Regions from separate parts of the Homo sapiens genome. Here region 2 is linked to region 1. Evidence: chromatin loops called from intact Hi-C (ENCODE). Cell type or tissue: heart left ventricle. All regions are shown on one strand. Each heading gives the region's core, and the rest is flanking DNA. Links, peaks and the distances in the headings are about the cores only. Region 1 overlaps LIPC (lipase C, hepatic type). Region 2 overlaps LIPC (lipase C, hepatic type).

What was found. A loop is a pair of places that touch in the nucleus more often than their neighbours do. Peaks named below come from ENCODE experiments on the same cell type or tissue, not always from the same donor. Only the 100,000 strongest peaks of a DNase experiment are listed, where the experiment ranks them.
Region 2: a loop joins it to region 1, with 1.9 times the contacts of the local background. A loop is called at or near these places in 3 of 110 quality-filtered maps.

Annotation. Positions count from the first base shown.
Region 1 is chr15:58,563,485-58,566,395 of GRCh38, forward strand. It overlaps LIPC (lipase C, hepatic type), which reads left to right. Exons shown (of 9, transcript NM_000236.3): 8 at 21-239. Among named protein-coding and RNA genes, the nearest start is that of LIPC-AS1, 66 kb to the left of the region's middle. In heart left ventricle, for the core only: no CTCF peak of the experiment used is centred there; no DNase peak of the experiment used is centred there.
Region 2 is chr15:58,489,129-58,492,039 of GRCh38, forward strand. All of the region lies in intron 1 of LIPC (lipase C, hepatic type), which reads left to right. All of the region lies in intron 2 of LIPC-AS1 (LIPC antisense RNA 1), which reads right to left. Among named protein-coding and RNA genes, the nearest start is that of LIPC-AS1, 8.2 kb to the right of the region's middle. In heart left ventricle, for the core only: no CTCF peak of the experiment used is centred there; a DNase peak (open chromatin) is centred at 1,367; H3K27ac peaks cover 1,784 bases.

The DNA of each region.
Region 1 (2,911 bases), core at 291-2,790:
ATTTTCTTTGTGTATTCAAGGGGCAAAGGAATTGCTAGTAATAAAACGTATTCCTTTCTTATCACGCTGGATGTGGATATCGGCGAGCTGATCATGATCAAGTTCAAGTGGGAAAACAGTGCAGTGTGGGCCAATGTCTGGGACACGGTCCAGACCATCATCCCATGGAGCACAGGGCCGCGCCACTCAGGCCTCGTTCTGAAGACGATCAGAGTCAAAGCAGGAGAAACCCAGCAAAGGTGACTGCTGATTCAATCTCCTATTAACGTCCATTAAGCACCCACTTGTGCCAGGCAGTCTCACAATTTAATACTCACATTCATCATGTGAGGTGAGTATTATTAGGCCCTAGTGATGGAGTACAGAAGCTCAGAAAGGTGAAGTGACTATCCCAACTTTACACAGCCACAGGTGCCAGGACAAGGATTCACACCCAGGTCTTTGAATACACACCAGGGTCTCCCCACTGCCCGTGGCTAACGCTGCCTGCCTCTGGAGCCTGAGGACCATCACACGAACCCCAGGCTTCTCAAGCTTCGGTGCAGGTGAATCACCAGGTGATGTCAGTGCTGCCAGTCCAAGGTGCTGTGGTAGATGCAACATCTTTTTTTTATTGTTTGCCCAAAGAAAATCTTTTAACAGATCACAATATCAAAAATCTCGATGTATCTCTCTCTCTCTCTCTCTCTCTGTGGTCGTATCTTTCAAATGTCAGTTGCCAAAGAATCACTGGGAAGCCAAACACATTTGCAGAATTCCTGGACCTACCCGCAGATTCATGGTGGGCTTGGGAAGGGGTCCAGGATGCCTGTTGTTGAATCAGAGCCCTAAGAAACTCCAATGTAGAACAATGGGTCACCCGAAAGAAATGCTGCTGTGTTTGATTTAACATCTCCCGTGGCCCCAAAGTCTCCAGGGATACGAAGGAGCTGGGGTGGGGAGCAAAGAAAAGGAAGGACAGGGCTGGGCGTGGTGGCTCACACCTGTAATCCCAGCACTTTGGGAGGCCTTGGCGGGCGGATCACCTGAGGTCAGGAGTTCAAGACCAGCCTGGCCGACATGGTGAAATCCCGTCTCTACAAAAATACAAAAATTAGCTGGGCGTGGTGGCGCACAATGGTAGTCCCAGCTACTCGGGGGGCTGAGGCAGAAGAATCAGTTGAACCCAGGAGGTGGAGGTTGCAGTTAGCCGAGATCGCGGCATTGCACTCCAGCCTGGATGACAGAGAGAGAGACTCCGTCTCAAAAAATAATAATAATAATAGAAAAGAAAAGGAAGGATGCTCCAGCGCTCCTGAAGTCCTCCCAGCAAAAGAAAGGGCTGCCCAGCACACCCTGCCATAGCAACCGTGCTTTTCGGTCATCCGTGGTTCTCCACGGCAGAATTCCAGGCATCCCCGGGCCCTCTCCTCTCTCTTCCCTTCTCTATTCAGGAAACGGTCTCTCCTCTCCCACCTTCACTTGTCGCGAAGGCCATGTTTCTCTTTGGCTTGTCCTCATAGAGGTGGAAAACAGCAGGTTTCTAACCTCTGAACTACCCTCTTCCGTCACCCCCTGGGTTTCACTGCCAGATGCCGGCCTGTGGCAGATGTATGCCCCTGAGTCCCTTTATACAACCGCACTCTGAGATTTTATCTCCCTGGGATGCAAAATCCTGGCAATTACTGAGAGCATACTCTGCCGTCTGCCAACAGATCTCCCAACAGGATCAATCTGGGAAGATTAAACTGCTCGCTCCTCTTCTGCACTGAGCTCTTCTCACATGACTCTTTGGCCCATTGGAGCAGCGCTGCTTCTGAGCTCTGACCCTGCCCAGATGCTCTTAGCTGGAGAGTAATTCCTCAGTTTAGGTGGCTGCTCACCCTGACAATCCCATGTGGCTTGACCTGAAAGGGTGGCTAAAGCACAACACTACCTTCTCCACTGGGGCACACCCATGTGGTACGGAAGAAGAAATGAGGAGAGGGAGGGGCCTGGCCCTTCCAGGGCTCCCACACGGGGTGAGCATTGAAGCAGGTGCTCCATGGCATTGGTCTCACGTGATCTTTGCTGTGATCCTGAAATGGGTAGTATTGGCTGTGCAGATTAGGAACCTGAGGCTCACAGAAGTTACACAGCTTGAGGACATTGCTCAAAATTGTCCCAGTCCAGATTTGACTGGGATTTGTCTGATTTATTACCCATTTGTTGGGGGTGTGCTGTTTCCAACAGTTCCTTCTTCCATTAGTTTTGGTTCCATTAATCTGAATTTTCTCAGTCTAATCTAGCAGAGTTGCAGTGCTGGACATTAACATATGTATGCATCAAACCCATCCTTAGGGCTGTAGGAGGTACTGTATGCGGGTTATGGGAGCTATAATTTTTTTTAGGTTGTAAATACCGAGTGCCTCCTCTGTGTCTACACAGTGCCAGGTACTATCGGAGAATACAAAAAAAAAAAAAAAAATCTGAGTTGTGGCTCTTGGTAGAAATAAACTCCAGGACCTAACCAGGAAAATAAGATGAATTAATTTTACTAACGGTGTGGTCCATCCCAGGGCTTCTCAAACTTTCACGAGCATACAAAGCATCTGGGAATCATGTTAAAATGCAGGTTCTGCTTTAGTGAGTCTGGGGTGAGCCTGATGTTCTGCATTTCTAACAAGCGACCAGGCAATGCTGTTGCTGCAGGTCAACAGACCACACTTTGAATAGTGAGAGTCCAGCATTACACAACCCGGGAAGTGTAAGAAGAAAGTTCAGACCCGTACACTTGGGGCTGTGCTGCAACATGCTTTGAGGAGGCCAAGAGGTGTTCCCAGGGAGACAGGCAGCCGGCAAAGCAATATGGCTGGCAGGATCGGATGGACTCCAGTGTCAGCCAGTCCTAAACTCACATTTTAACTTCACTGCTCACAATCTGTGTAGCCTC
Region 2 (2,911 bases), core at 133-2,632, 75 kb before region 1:
TAGTATTTGAATAGCACCAGAAAGTTTCACCTCTCCAAAGCATCTTTCTGCTGGCCTGAAATTCAACCATTAGGGATTCATTTTGTTGCGGGGGCGGGGGGGCGGCTTACAAGCTTCCCAGGGTTCAGGAGCACTCTATTAAATAGCTGTTGTAATCACCCAGCAGGTTCTTCCTATTCGCTGCATAGACAAAACCAGTTCACCAAGACCACGCTATTGTAGTAGAGTTTAACACAAAGCCAGCTACGCAGAAGACAGTTATTACTCCAATCAGTCTCCCTGAATGCTCAGCGGTTAGGGTTTTTCAAGGATAGTTTGATGTACAGGGGATTAGGGAATGGGTGCTGCAGATTGGTTGGGGATGAAATCATAGGGTTATGGAAAACGGTCCTTGTGCACTCAGTTGGCCTCTGGGTGGGGGCCCCAAGACTGGCTGAGTCATGAGCCTCAAGTCCGGATGTAGTCAGTCTAAAAAACAACTCAAAAGATCCATCTTAGGCTCTACAATAGTGATGTTATCTACAGAAGCAATTAGGCAAGTCACAAATCTTGTGACCTCTGGCCACATGACCCCTGAGCAGTAAGGGATGATAGAAAATTTGCCTATATCTTAGCAGAATTCAGGCCCCTTTCATAATCCTGACCTTCTGGCCTTTCACTGGTTTTGCAAAAGTGGTTGAGTTTGGGGAGTGGCTATTATCCTTGCTGTAAGGTTCAACTATAAACTAAATTCCTCCCAAAGTTAGCTTGGCCTACACCTAGGAATGACCAAGGACAGCTTGGAGGTTAAAAGCAAGATGGAGTCAACTATGTCAGATTTCTCTGTCATCATTTCACAAAGGCAGTTTCACTGTGACCTGCTAATACTGTGGGGAAAAGAAAAAAACAGTACTCATTGGGCCTTAGGCATATTCTAGGTTCTTTGCAATACTTAATTTTGTTTTTAATCTCAAACCAGTCTGAGACAGGATTTACTATTCAGCACATTTTTGAAACTGGGAAAATGAGTCTCGAGATGTTTAGGAAACTTGCTAAAAGGTCACATGAGTGACAGGGTTAGGACTTAAACATGCGTGGGGTCGGGAAGATGGCAGGCACAGGGTATCAGGCCAGGGGAGATGCCCTAGAGCCAGCGACACTCAGCCTACTTAACTTCTTCTAAGAGCCGGTCACCTCCATAAGGACAGCCAGAGCTTCTGCCAGGAAAGAAAGAACGTTGATGCTATTCGTTTTCCAAAAGAGCGTATCTCCTCCGGCTAATCTGAACATATTTCTTACAGGGCTCTTGAATGCCCCTTTGTAGCTGAGTGGGTGAAACGGCATCACCAACATTTGGCCCTGCTGCTCCACTGAGAGCCGGCGCCGTTCGCGGGATAATTATCCTGTAGTCTTCTCACCTCCGGAGAGAATGCAAGGCGCCCTCCTTCCAAATCTGGCCCGTCACGCCAGCACCACTTATTTTTAGAAGCTGTTTTCCCCTCATAGTTTCACAACCTCTAATCTGCCACTCTCCAGTGAATATAAATTAAAACACAACAATGAAATATGGAGAAATGTTTTCTCCCGTCATCTCCAGCTCTCTGAACCCGGGGCTGGGAGTGGGTGGAGCGCCTGATTTGTCTCCCAGGCGACACGGAAAGGGAGGCAGTGAGACGTGCTACCTGGTCGCTTCCGGCTCTGATGAACCACTGCCAGCCAGTTATTAGGGAGGAGGGCAGCACTTGCAAAAATTTCAGGTCTCTGAGAGCCCAGAGCCTGAGAAGTGTGGAGGATACTAATTACACCCAGGTGGAAGCCTGGCCACAGCTCACCTCCTAAGGAAAGAGCGAGCCCATTAAATAGCCAGGAAGGAATGGAGTTCACAGGGGATTAGATTTCTAGATTATAGCCTCAGAGTCATTCTCAAATTTATCTCCTAAAATCTGGAGGTCAAGGAACAAAAGCACCCTTGAAGAACAGGTAAAGGGAGCCTGGTCTGAATTCTTAGCTCCTGACAGCCAGGCCGCAAGAGGACAGACATCCCGTGCACACACGCCCGCCCCATCGCCAAAGAAAGCTCTAGAGCTAGACACTTAGACTGGCCTTTCATGAAATGACAGCACCTGCCAAACACAATAGGGAAATAGTTAGTCCAGCCAGGCAGTGCCATAGAGTGGTCAGAGCATGGGAATTTCAAGCAGACAGCAGCAGGCTTTAATCCTCACTCTACTCTCCCCAGATGTGTCACCAAGGCAAGTCACTCAGCTTCTCTGAGGCTCAGTTTCCTGGCCTGTAGAGTGGGAATAATTATAATACTATCTTGGTTGTCAGGTTTAAAAGACCAAATGAATGTCACTGCCTGGCAGACTACTTAAAACAATAAGAGGTGCTAAAGTTACTTTAAACCAACCCTCTCCACCCTCTCCTTCCCCACCTCAGTTTCATACCCCAGAGACCAAATTCCTGATGGATTCCTAAATGATATCTCTGCCAAATACTGGTGCCAGGTGCTGGGCAAGGCACAGTTTTGCAACCAGCTGTCAGGCAGCAACAACTTCACAGTCGTACTTTTATTCAGTGTGTGGTAAAACTTCTGGGACAAGAGTCAAAGTCGTAGGGCTTTAGTGGGAAACTGCCATTGCCTGACCAGAGGTACAAAGCACTGGCCCTTCCCTCATCCCTGGCCTGACCTAAGAGGGCTGGGGTACCACAGGACTGTTGACCCCACTGAGAGCTCAGGGTGCCAGAAACACTGCCTGCCACGTGATTCCTATTGGTCCTTCCAGAGATGCTAACAGGCCTGGAGGCTGGAGGTCTCTCTGCCCACACTTTCACACATGACCTGGAGCAGGGGGTCCCAGCTCTGTAGCTGCATTTCTGACCCAGTTGGATACCTTGACATGGTCCCAGCAAGCAACAGAGCACCCATTGT